Regions from separate parts of the Homo sapiens genome. Here region 2 is linked to region 1. A link is a contact called in ENCODE Hi-C or POLR2A ChIA-PET data. All regions are on one chromosome and are shown on one strand. Each heading gives the region's core, a stretch centred on a gene start or an enhancer-like site at or near the end of the contact. The rest is flanking DNA. Distances are from core to core; before and after follow the strand shown.

Region 1 (6,363 bases), core at 1,840-4,339:
CAGACAGCAATTCCTCCTTTTTGAAAGGGATTATGAGACAAGATGGGAACATTAGACATTGACTTCTTTTTGTCGGGGGAACACCACATTTTCTGGGGGAGGATACACTGGGGATATTGGATTCTCTGTCTTGATTCTCTGCTGCAGGAGAGAAGGAACCTGCCAGTGTAAGCCACTAAACTGCAGGACTCTGAGCAGGGCACTGAACTTCCTGAAGCCTTTTTTGTTTGTTTGTTTGTTTATACATGTGAGGTAATGAGAATTGAAAAATAAGAATGTACCATATGGCAAAGTGCAATGTTTAGCACTTTGTGAATTACTGTGATGTAGACAGGCACAAAATGTGGCAGCTCTCCAGTGTAACAGGAGAATTCTGCTCCCCCCCCAACCCCCCCACCCCACCCCCACCCCCCGCTGGTGGAGGGGAAGGTGAAGGGCCATGAGAACTGGACACAGGAATTAAGTGTGACTTCAGGCCTTCTGGGATGTTTCTACATATAGTGGAAATCAAAATATACTGTAAAAGGGATTACTGCAAAGTAAATAAGGTCCAGGCTGGAGGAAGCAGAAGTTGCATTTTTAATAGTAGATATTGGTTTCTTTTTACTTATAAAATAATACTTGCACCTGGAAAACAAAAGTCAGTTTATAAGAACATAAAAAGAAGTTTCCCTTTTGCCCCTGACCATTTTCCATTTGCCCAAATAATCACCAAGAGTAGTTGTTTTTAGATATTCTGATCTTCATTATAACTTCAACTAATAAACTTCTTTAGGATTTATGAATTTTTGACAATATCTTTGGGCCTTCAGACATAAAAAATAAGAAAATTAGAGTGCTTACACTATCTCCTTCTTACTCTCTTCTACTCCTGATTTGTAATTATATTTTTATTTTATCCTTCTAAATGTTGCCTTTTCAACTCTGTTCATTATATTTTACATACCTTTCAATAATTTCCTTCATGACCTTAAATAGTATATTCACTTTTTTATGTATCAAATTAAGATGGCATTCACAACTATGAAAGACAAGAATAGAGGTTGAGTATCCCTAATCCAAAATGAAAATCTGAAATGCTCCAAAATCTGAAACTTTTTGAGCCCTGAGATAATATTCACATGAAAAGCTCATTGGGCTGTGTCAGATTTCAGATTCTCAGATTAGGGATGCTCAACCAGTAAGCATGGTGCAAATATCCCCAAATCTAAAACAATCAAAAATCCAAAACATTTCTCGTTCCAAGCATTTTGTTTTGTTTAATTTTCTTTGTTTTTAATTTTTGGGTGTACATAGTAGGTATATATACTTATGGGGTACACGAGATGTTTTGATACAGGAATGCAATGTGAAATAATCACATCATGGAGAATGGGGTACCCATCCCCTCAAGCATTTATCCTTTGTGTTACAAACCCAAGCGTTTTGGATAAAGGACATTCAATCTGTACTGATGTAGTTATTCTTCCTCCCTTGCTCCTCCCCATCTTTTGTTTTCTATATTATTATTTTTATATCATCATGGTTTAAAATATTTGTATTAGCTAACTAAAAGTGTCTTACTTGCTTTGTTTATAGGTCAACTCTAAAAACTAGAAAGCAAATATATAGCATTGACAATATTGTGATTTCAAAGATAATATTCACAGTAGAATTGAAATTCTATGTGGTTGATCCAGAAAGAAGAAAGATACTTCTGTGCCATTAAAACTAAAATTAAATTATATAAACATATAATTTAATAACTTATGTTATTATACAAAGGTAATTAATACTCAAAATGCACCACTCTATTACATTTTGCTGTTACCTAAATAGGCGAGGCACGCCTGTAGTTCTGAGTGGTGGAAACCCTCTATCCTGGTGGCTACTGCATGTTCCTTCCCAACTCTGCATGTAGGGATGTCATGTTGGTAGCTTCCAATTGTCCACAGAGGGAGAATTTACACCATGGAAATTGGAAAACCCTACAAACAAGGGCTTGGTTTATTGTTTTGTTCGTTAGACTTCAGAAAAGGGAGGTTAATAATGTAGATTAAACTTAAATTGTGCTATGTCTATAGCCCTTGCATTGTGAATAGTGCAAAGATTGAGATAATATTTTTCCCATATTTGAAAACTATTATCCAAGTAAACAAAGTCACTCACACCCGTTGACAAATGAGTGAAGTTCCAATATAAGCTAGTGCTGAATCTGAAAGTGGCTGCAGGATAATCAATATAGTTTGTATGGGAAGGAGACATCACTTAGCAGCAGATTACACATCAGATTTCATGACTATAAATGTATTAGATAAAGTGCTGTGGATTGGAATGCAACTCCATTTGTCAAATAATGGTTAAATTGAGACCATAGATTGGCTAGGGATACCAATGTTTGGCAAAAATCAGTGAAAGCATTCTGTTAGAATCAATCAACTATAAGGAATTTACAACATAGAGTATTGCCTGTTTTATTATTATTATTTGTAAAGTGTTCATTACACATCCTTTATAGCAGTAAAATTTATAACAATCATAAATATGTATATATATATATATATTTATATTCTTTTTTTTAGGGGTGGGTTAAGCATTTACCAGCACACCACTATATCAGAGGTTTGTCTGATCTTACCACTACCTCACATAAGAGAGTAGGAGGAAATGAAGAGGAATGCTTCTTCCTCCCTGGCTCTGGGGCCAATAGGGTCCCAGGGGTTTTCAGACTCATTGGTAACATAAGAAGGACTCATCACCAGAGAAGCAGGGTGAGAAGCAGCTGGTAGGGCAGGTTATTTCCAGAGCCTCTGCATCTATAAATAGGGGTTGTAGGACCCTCCCTGCCTGCCCTCATGAGCAGTTGCGACATTTGGGATGACATCAGGCCCAGGGAAGGCAAAACAGTGGCAATATTTGCTTCTTAAGGAGGAGTCCCCATCCCCACCACCAAATACCAAGAAGACGTGTGGCTCAAATGACCCATGCCACCCACCCGCAGCAGGGCCTACCAAAAGCTAGCCCAATTCTGAGGTATGGGGAAGGGCAGGGAGGTGAAGCCACTTCTGCTTTTTGCCCTCGTCTGCTGAAGGACCAGCCCAGGGGGCACATTTGAATTCTCAAACCTTAGCCGCAGATTCACTTCAAGTTTTGAGAAGAAATTCACGGGCAGTTTCATTATAACTGGCTGGGTCCTCTGCAGAAGTGCCTCTCTGTGCTTCCGGAGAAACTGTGAAATGTGGGGATAATTGCTGTAAATATTGATGGGCGTAACTTTGTCACCCACCAAGATCAATTGCCTTTTGCTTCCAGAAATTTCTTGTGAAAAACCCCAAAATTAAAATATTTGTTATTTACCCTTCTGTGAATTTATCCTAAGAAAATGATCCAACATTGAGAAGGCTTCTTATACATTTGCTTCAAACCTTTTTTTTTTTTTTTTTTTGAGGCGGAGTCTTGCTCTGTCGCCCAGGCTGGAGTGCAGGGCGCGATCTCGGCTTACTGCAAGCTCTGCCTCCAGGGTTCATGCCATTCTCCTGCCTCAGCCTCCCAAGTAGCTGGGACTACAGGTACCCACCTCCCCGCCTGGTTAATTTTTTGTATTTTTAGTAGAGACGGGGTTTCACGGTGTTAGCCAGGACGGTCTTGATCTCCTGACCTGGCCATCTGCCCGCCTCGGTCTCCCAAAGTGCTGGGATTACATGAGTGAGCCACCACACCCGGCCTTCAAACCATTTTTTAAATGATAGAAGAATATGGGCCCATAAATAAACACAAAAGTAACTCCTCATGTGGAAAAGTGCTCTCTGCATATTGGAAATAATCTGAAGTGTTCAATCTTAGACTTTAAAGTAACATGGTATACAGTGAGTAATATGCTGTTTCAGACATCATTTTTAATACCGTAAGGATATGCTTAATTTATAATGTTAAGTTAGAAAGCAGGTGAGCAGTCTGGCTGCAGGCACCGGCTCTGGGGTTGAAGTGCCTGGGTGGGAGTCCTGCCTCTGTGCCTTACTGGCTGCCTGACCTTCAGTTCTGTAAGCCTCGGCTTCCTCATCTATCCAATGGGTACTACAGCAGTAGCCTTCTTTCTGAGTGGTTTCAAGGGAAGCAGTGGAATGGCTCCCAGCACCCAGCACATAGTGAGTCTTCAACATTATTTATAACCAGCTTTGTCACTGCATCCATGGCAAATCAATCCACTGACAAAACGCTGGAGAGAAATGCTACAAACTGCCCAGTCTTAGTATCTGAAGCAGTTAAAATAATACAGGGAAGAGATCTTACTGTGTGGAAATCTCATGAAATGAACAGCATACTCACTGCTAAAGGAGACTTGTGGCTGTCAGCTAACCATTTACTTAAATATCAGGCTCTATTACTTGAAGGGCCAGTGCTGCAACTGCGCACTTGTGCAACTCTTAATCCAGCCACATATGTCCCAGACAATGAAGAAAAGATAGAACATAACTGTCAACAAGTAATCGCTCAAACCTATGCCACTTGAGGGGACCTTTTAGAGGTTCCCTTGACTGATCCCAACCTCAACTTGTATACTGGTGGAAGTCCCTTTGTAGAAAAAGGACTTTGAAAAGCAGGGGTTGCAGTGGTCAGTAATAAAGGAATACTTGAAAGTAATCCCCTCACTCCAGGAACTAGTGCTCAGCTGGCAGAACTAATAACCCTCACTCGGGCACTAGAATTAGGAGAAGGGAAAAGGGTAAATATATATACAGACTCTAAGTCTGCTTACCTAGTCCTCCATGCCCATGCAGCAATATGGAGAGAAAGGGAATTCCTAATTTCCGAGGGAACACCTATAGAACATCAGGAAGCCATTAGGAGATTACTATTGGCTATACAGAAACCTAAAGAGGTGGCAGTCTTACACTGTTGGGGTCACCAGAAAGGAAAGGAAAGGGAAATAGAAAGGAACCGCCAAGCGGATCTTAAAGTCAAAAGAGCCGCAAGGCAGGACCCTCCATTAGAAATGCTTATGGAAGGGCCCCTAGTACAGGGTAATCCCCTCCGGGAAACCAAGCCCCAGTATTCAGCAGGAAAAATAGAATAAGGAACCTCACAAGGACATACTTTCCTCCCCTCCAGATGGCTAGCCACTGAAGAAGGAAAAATACTTTTGCCTGGAGCTAACCAATAAAATTACTTAAAAGCCTTCACCAAACCTTCCACTTAGGCATCGATAGCACCCATCAGATGGCCAAATTATTATTTACTGAACCAGGCCTTTTCAAAACTATCAAGCAGATAGTCAGGGCCTGTGAAGTGTGCCAAAGAAGTAATCCCCTGCACTGCAGGCCATACATTTCAATCCCTGTATCTTTAACCGCCTTGTTAAGTTTGTGTCTTCCAGAATTAAAACTGTAAAACTACAAATCGTTCTTCAAATGGAACCCCAGATGCAGTCCATGTCTAAGATCTCCCGCGGACCCCTAGACTGGCCTGCTAGCCCATGCTCTGGTGTTAATGACATCGAAGTCACTCCTCCTGAGGAAATCTCAACTGCACAACCCCTACTATGCCCCAGTTCAGCAGGAAGCAGTTAGAGTGGTCATCAGCCAACCTCACCAACAGCACTTGGGTTTTCCTGTTGAGAGAGGGGACTGAGAGACAGGACTAGCTGGATTTCCTAGGCCGATTAAGAATCCCTAAACCTAGCTGGGAAGGTGACCGCATCCACCTTTAAACACGGGGCTTGCAACTTAGCTCACACCCAACCAATCAGAGAGCTCACTAAAATGCTAATTAGGCAAAAACAGGAGGTAAAGAAATAGCCAATCATCTATTGCCTGAGAGCACAGTGGGAGGGACAAGGATTGCAATATAAACCCAGGCATTCGAGCCAGCAACGGCAACCGCCTTTGGGTCCCTTCCCTTTGTATGGGAGCTCTGTTTTCACTCTATTTCACTCTATTAAATCTTGCAACTGAAAAAAAAAAAAAAACTGCCCCCAGTAGTTGTTGCTGGGTGGTGGCACTGGGGGAGATTTCAGTCCTTGATCCTGCCTTTGTGGGATAGGATTCTCCCTCCCTCCTAGTCCTCTACAGTCCCCTACACTTTTCCTATTGCTCATCCATTCTGCAAATTGCTCTGTTATAATTTCCTCCTTGCCATTTTGATTAGTGAGCTCTTGAGTCAGGGAATTTTTCTTGTTTATCTCCATAGCCATAGCCCCTAGTACAGACCTAAGAAATAGTAGGTGCTCAATCAAACATTTAACAGTCAAGTTTTCCCAAGCTTTATTGAGGAGTGTTTCAGATATCTGCTGCTACATAACAAAATATGGTGGTTTGAAATAACAACTACTTATTATTTCTCACAATTCTGTGGGACAGGAAGCAGGCAGGGCTTGGCTGGGGGGTT
Region 2 (6,796 bases), core at 4,270-6,769, 230 kb before region 1:
GCCAAGCCCTCCTAAGGCTGAGGGCCACCACTGCCTTCCCACCCTGGAGCTCCTGAAGCCACAATTGGGCTGGCAAGAGAAGGGCTGGAAAGGGGGCCACTCCGAGGAGCTGAGAGCAAGGAGAGCCACCTGCTTTTAATCAATTCTTCTGTTAACATGCCCAAACACACATCAGGTGATTCTAAAATTAGGCAGAAGGATTACAATTTACTGGGCACCTACTATGAGCCCAAATCAGCTTGATCCTGAAGCCCGGGGCTGTTTATTTAGCACAGTCTTGCCACATGCCCTCACTGCATGGGTGGCCTCAGAGCCGAGGGTCAGCACTCTGCGGGGTGTCCGCATTTTGCTGAGGCTCTCCTTCCATGAACTGAGATGAGCATTCCTCTGAAGCACTAAGCACTGTTCCTAGATGACCCCAGAAGCTTCTCCAAGGGTCTCCAACCTGGAGCTGTGCTGAGACTGTGCCAGGAATGACCCAGCATAGCCCTGGAAGACCCTGCTCCAGTGGGATCAGGTAGCCATGATGGCAAAAATAATCACATTGGAAATAAAATCAGAATGGGGCTCAACTGTACCACAGAAGCAAGGTGGTACACAGGTTGGCATTGCAGGTCATCATCAACCTGGGGATGAGTAAGGAGTAATCTCCAGACATTTGACTCATCTACAAAACATCATCTTCCTCCAACCTGGCAATCATTTCTGAGGGGCCTCTAACTTAGTGGGCACAGCTGGGGGTAAGCTCCTCTTCTGCATTCCTCCCTCTGCCCCTCCTCTACCTGCCCCTCTATATTTGGAGTAGAAGGTATGTGGAGGAAGGTAAGTGTTTCCAGGCAAGGCAACACTAAGATTCTGAGGACAAAAGACAAATAATGGACAGAGAGCTACCCACAGTCATAGGGACAGCTATGCTGTCACTGAGTGACATTACAGAATAGGTTCATCAAAGGGTGAGCTGCAGAGACAATGGAGCCCAGTGAAGTGATGTGTGTCATGATTGATGCAGCATTGCTCCAGGGAGAGAGAAAACCATCTGCAGCCCATGAGTGCTGCGGCTTGGAACTTCCCTCTGCGTGGAACCATGTGTGGCCACCTGCTTTTGCTGACACCCTTAGTGCTCACCCCCTTGTGGATAACAGAACCTTGATTTTCTCAGGGAACCATACTCCCCTCAATTTGGTCTATGTAGTTGGGTGGGACTGACCCTATCCCCAGAAGCTGGGCGGGTACATCCCTCCGATCCAGCCAATGAAAACACTTGATTGGTTCTGGGATGGGCATGTAATTAACCTAACTGGGGAAAATGACAGTTTGGGAAGTTTTGCTAAAGTTACCGGGATAGAGCATGTACGGTGTGTGGTGGGATTCCTGCATGATTGACTGTCAGTCTGGAGCTGTTGGGGGCATCGGTGCCCCTGTGATGAGAACGCCTATGAGAAATGGAGCCAGGCCAAGTAAAATCCTCCCTGAGAGAGGGAGAGCCACCACTTCCTGCAGACTTACTTGTGCCTAGCGGTCCAGCCATGCCTGGAGCCAGACCATTTTTGACCTTCAGGTAGATGCTATCATGAATCCTCTTTTTTGCTTCAATTAGTTTGAAATAGCTTTTTACCTTGTACTGAAACAGTGCTGAGAAATCCAAGTATGAACATAAAGGCTTATATGAAACATAAACAATATGAGATCAGCAGGGCTGAGATTCAGCAGATATGCACAATTAGGACTATCCTGTTGTTGAACTATTAAACTATGCCCATTACAGTTGGTAAACAGCCACCCCAACTCCAGCGACCCACTGCTGCCCGGGTCCCCTGGACCATACCCTGGCATGCCTTGCACTTCACCACAATCTATAAAGGGTAAGTGCCTGGCACAATAGGAGCCTCTGCTGGTAGCCACTGCAATTAGTCTATTGAAGGTCATCAATGACTCTCATGTTACAAAGCTCAATGGTCATTTCTCAGTTCTTATCCCACTTGGCCTACCAACAACACTTGACCACTCCCACCTTGAGTCACTCTACCTGGCTTCCAGGATGTCTTCCACACCTACAGTTTCTGCTACCTTTCTGGCTACTCCTTCCCCATCTCTTCAGCTGGCTCTGCCCATGTCCTTACCAGAGGGTAAGTTTGGTGTGCCCAGGGCACAGTCCTCTGATCTCTTTTCCATGTGCATCCATTCTTGATAATCTTGCCCATTCTCATCACTTTAAACACTATTCTAAATTTATGTCTCACTTGAACCTCTCTCTTGAACTCCAGATTCATATGCCCAATAGCTCCATGATGTCTTTGAGATGTATGATAGGCATCTCAAAATTCACATGTCTAAATCTGAGCTTCAGATAGCCACAGTGGCCCTACAGCCACTCTTTCTCTGATCATCCTCATTTAATTTTCCAATTGCTGAAGCCTAAATCCTCTGTCTTATCCTTAAGTCCTCTGTCACATACATGCATTTCTCACACTTGATTTGTCATCAGATCCCATCAAATGTACCTTTAAACATGTCCATAATCTGATCACATCATATTATCTTTGCTTTCATGTTCCTGATCCAAGCCACCATCATCTCTCACCTGGATTACTGCAACAGCCTCCAGCAATAGCTTCCTAACTAGTCTCCAGCTTCTGCCTTTGACCCACTCCAGTCTATTCTTGGCACAGCAGCCAGAGTGATTCTTATTAATATGTCAGTTCACATCAACCCTCTGCTTAAAATCCTCCAACGCTTCCCATCTATTTGGAATAAAAACCGACATGAGAATCTTGCACCAACTATCCCCTGTGACCTCCCTCACCTCCACCCCAACTAACTCCCTGCACTCCAATTTGATAAGCCTCAGCCATGCCTTGCTCTTCCCTGGGTCTGACACACTCTTTACTCAATTAACTGCATAACATGTTTCTCCACCTTTTTTTTTAGACAGAGTCTTGCTCTGTCGCCCAGGCTGGAGTGCAGTGGCGCGATCTCAGCTCACTGCAACCTCCACCTCCTGGGTTCAAGCGATTCTCCCACCTCAGCCTCCCAAGTAGCTGGGATTACAGGCACCTGCCATCATGCTTGGCTAAGTTTTTGTATTTTTATAGAAACAGGGTTTCACCATGTTGGCCAGGCTGGTCTTGAACTCCTGACCTCAGGTGGTCTGCCCACCTTGGTCTCCCCAAGTGCTGAGATTACAGGAGTGAGCCACCACGCCCGGCCAAGTATTAATTCAAAGATTGTTTTCTTGATAAGGGCTTCGCTTGCCACCTCATCTAAGATTTCAATGCCCACCTCTATCTGCTTGGTTTTTTACACTTACACTTATAATTATCTAATATGCTTTATAGTTCACTCATTTATATTGGTTTATGTCTGTCCTCCTGGTGAGAATGTGAACTCAATAAGGACAGGGGATTTTTTTTTTCTATTTGCTTGTTGCTCCATCAACAAGCAAATACCATGTATCACAAGCTATTAATAAATAATTTTGAAGGAATTAGTGAGACCCATTTTATACTGATTATAAATATCTTGAATGTCATTCCTGGGGACACCCTCTTGATTGGTCCCCACACATTCCTGTAGAAAACCAGCTACCACCTTCTTCTATTCTCACCCCGACTGAAATAAAAACACCTACTGATCCCTAAGTGGCCTTCCAGAGAACTGGGTAGCTGGAAAGGGGACCTGGCGGCGGCGGGGGGGACTGCAAGCAATTCATTCACTGGGAGAGACGCCCCATAGCACAGATTCCTAAATTAATGTCTGATTCGCACACCAACTTGTATGAATTTAGCTTCTAAGCGTTCAGAAACCCTCATCACAGGAGGGACAGCATGGGATTGCTCACACACCCCCATGGGAGGGCCTGACCTCCAAGGCTGGGCCTGACTCCACACCTCTGTGCCACCTGCCCAGTCACCAAAGGCAGAGGATGGCTTCCTGCCACTTGGGTCTGAAAAAGCCACAGGGCATGTGAGACTTCAAGTCTGTTCACAGAGGTTTAACTGGCAGAAGGAATTTCAGGAGTAGGATGAAGGATGTATAGGAATAGGAGAGAGAAAAATGAGGGAAACTGTTGGGCATGCTCTCTGCAAGACTTCTTTAGAGTGGGATGAGGCAGAGGAGGAACATCAAAGCCAGGGCAGTGCCATGCCCAGACAGCATGGCTACCCGCCATTACCTTAGACTGAGGGTGTCCTCCGAGGTGGCTTTCCCCTTCAGGCTGGGTTGGAAAGAGCAGAAGCTACATGAAAAGGGAAGGGATAATTCCATCAGCAGAGTCAAGACCCTTTCTCCTGCTGCAGAGGCATTTCCGGAGTCAGGCAGGAAGCTAGGCTCATTATTGCTCCCCCTCGCTCCATCCTGCCCCCAGGTCGTGAACACCAGGCCTGGGTGTACCTCTGAGGCAACCCTCAGCACTCTCTGGCATTACACACTATTGCCTTAATACCAACAATGACAACAATAAAACAATAATTACTTAGGCAGTGTGTGTGAGGTACCGCCTCTGGGCCAGGCAGTTGACAACATTGCCAATGTCAACAATCCTGCTGTACATTCCAGTGCGTTGCTGTGAGGACAAATGCCATCTTAATGCCAGGCTCCTTGAGCCGAGTGGGTAGTGGTTGTGGAGTCTGCATTAGGCCACCTTCACATCCTGAGCTATGGAGGTGTAAGATTTCTAGATCAACTGTGAAAAACTTTGTTTAATGAACAGAAACCATAGGGGGAAATGAATCAAGTTTAATGGGTTGTATGTCTGCTTGTTTGGTTTGGTCTAAACTAGGCCTTGAATATAATTTTAGGGGGCAATCTAGCAGCAGCATGGAAGAACCGCATGAGCAGGCTCACCTGAGTCCAAGGAAGTGCGCCTAGAACTAGCACAAAAGCCTCTCTACAGTTGTTTTTCTCCACCCTGGCCCTGCCTCTTGGATGCAGTAGTGGGCCCTGGGTGCCAGTTCCACAGGGCCACTAGAAGGCAGGGCTTGAATTTCTGAGCACAAAATGGGCTCCTTGGCCAGGGGATATCAAATCTCACCTCAGAACTTCCAGCCCATGTGGAGCAGCACATAACCACTCCCTCTGTTAATCAGCCTCTCTGTGGTCTATAATGATGAGGAACTGACCTTCCTTTCTGTTCTTTCTAGATTCACTACAAACCAATCTACTGATCTATAACTTTAATGGTAATAAAAACAAATAACCATGGTATTAAGAACTTACACACTGGCTTAGATTTCTTAAACTGATCCATCTGGAGAAAAACATGTTCAGTGCACATGTGGGAAATCAGTTGTTTGGAATTCCTTCCAATGAAATATGAAATTGGAGCAACTAAAATTGGCAACTGGGATCAGAAAGAAAGATTAAGCCAAAAAAATTACTTGGAAAATTAGAAAATAAAGCCAGAACATTCTGGAAGGCCCATTAAACAGCCAGTTCCTTAACTCTGTGGTAGCTGCGTAATTTTTTTCTCACTTCCTGTTCTATGCCACTTCAGTTCAGGAAAATGGAGCCTGCTTCCTAGGACTGAAGGAAGGGCCTTCTCTGCCTGTTCCTGTACATCATTTCATGACTTGGCAGTTCTGCAGGCCAGCAGTGCCTCCCTGGGCCCAGCCTGAGTGGCGTTCACTGTGGGTTGAGAACACTTTTCCTGAGCACAGAGCTGAGTGTTCTCTGCCCCTCTGCTCTCAGTTCAGGATCAGTTTCCTCAGAAGGAGGATTTTCAAGCTCTTACCTTTTAAAGGCCTTACTCCGATCATTGTTGTAGAAGACAAGAAACTTGGAATATCCATTGTGGAAGAAGATCTCCAGGGCGATGTCCTGTGAAGAGAAGCCCCTTTTAATGCTCCTGATATTTTGTGGACTAGAGACGCCCCAGGGTGACACAGCTGCTGGAAATGGGTCATTGCGGGTCTCCGTGTCAGAAGACCCTTCCTGGGTCGTCCTTTTGAGTTCCCATGGTAGGAAGACCTTGGTGACAGGGATGGGGTGCTTCTGCAGAATGTGTGGGAGGGCAGGGGGCCTGACCACAGCTTGGAGTTCTGTTGAAGCAGGAAGCGAAAGGTCCACTCCCAGGGCAAGCGTGAAGCAGACACGAGAGAAAGCACCCATGCCATCCTCAGACTTTTTCACTTCTGAGTTATGGCATGGGTGAGCCAGGGGGTCAACTTACCAGAAACTGAACTAGGGAATCTAGTTCAGTGCGTGCAGCTGGGCAGCATCATGGGTTGATCTACAGACTTAAGCAGCACAGGGTCCCCTGCCGAGGCCATTTTGATGTGGCCCCACTGGCATAGTAAAGTTTTTGTCAGGGGTATTTCCTTAATGCCTAAATTAAATTCACATAACTATCTTTTCTTTTTTTTTCTCCCACCCTTGTTTCCTCTCTAACTCCCTTCTATTCCAAGCTATGTAAATAATAAACTTGGAATAAGAGATAGAGTGAGTTACCTATAAGATAAGCCTCAGGGATGAGATGAGGCCAAGGAGAGAGAATTCCCAGGGCTGAAGGGAGAGTTAGGGAGAGAAGAGACCTGTACATGGAGGGAAGGATGGGGTGGGGTAAGATTCAGACTCAGAGGTGGGTACTGCACCCAATAGCAGAGTCCTGTCCTGCATCTACCTGGCTGGAAGTGAGTTCTCAAAGTCCAGTTCATTAACTCTCCTGAGCAGAGAGAAGGTATCTGCAAGGATGTTGCATACCTTCTCTCCTCTGCTAGTGAACAGGAGACTCTTGGATTTTTTTCTACAAATAGAAATATAAATAATGTGCAAAACAGGAAGTGAATGCAGAATTTGTGGA

The links. A loop is a pair of places that touch in the nucleus more often than their neighbours do. ChIA-PET counts read pairs that join two places held with the same protein, here RNA polymerase II (POLR2A). Pooled maps may share reads with other maps.
Region 2: a map with no recorded cell type shows a loop between it and region 1 (2.3-fold over the local background). The contact joins two enhancer-like sites. A Hi-C loop is called at or near these places in 1 of 168 maps with a recorded cell type or tissue (GM12878), 7 of 37 single-sample maps with no recorded cell type and 3 of 50 pooled maps. POLR2A ChIA-PET finds 5 or more read pairs at or near these places in 1 of 52 experiments (OCI-LY7).

The regions. Positions count from the first base shown.
Region 1 is chr10:48,664,862-48,671,224 of GRCh38, reverse strand. No RefSeq gene overlaps it. Among named protein-coding and RNA genes, the nearest start is that of WDFY4, 17 kb to the left of the region's middle. RefSeq lists an enhancer at 2,656-2,775 and a silencer at 2,976-3,025. Within about 2 kb of position 3,089, at least 5 of the 41 ENCODE cell types and tissues checked have a DNase peak (open chromatin) inside an H3K27ac peak, as active enhancers do.
Region 2 is chr10:48,899,239-48,906,034 of GRCh38, reverse strand. WDFY4 (WDFY family member 4) reads right to left here. Exons shown (of 62, transcript NM_001394531.1): 46 at 5,729-5,814; 47 at 4,172-4,234. Among named protein-coding and RNA genes, the nearest start is that of LRRC18, 37 kb to the left of the region's middle. Within about 2 kb of position 5,519, at least 3 of the 41 ENCODE cell types and tissues checked have a DNase peak (open chromatin) inside an H3K27ac peak, as active enhancers do.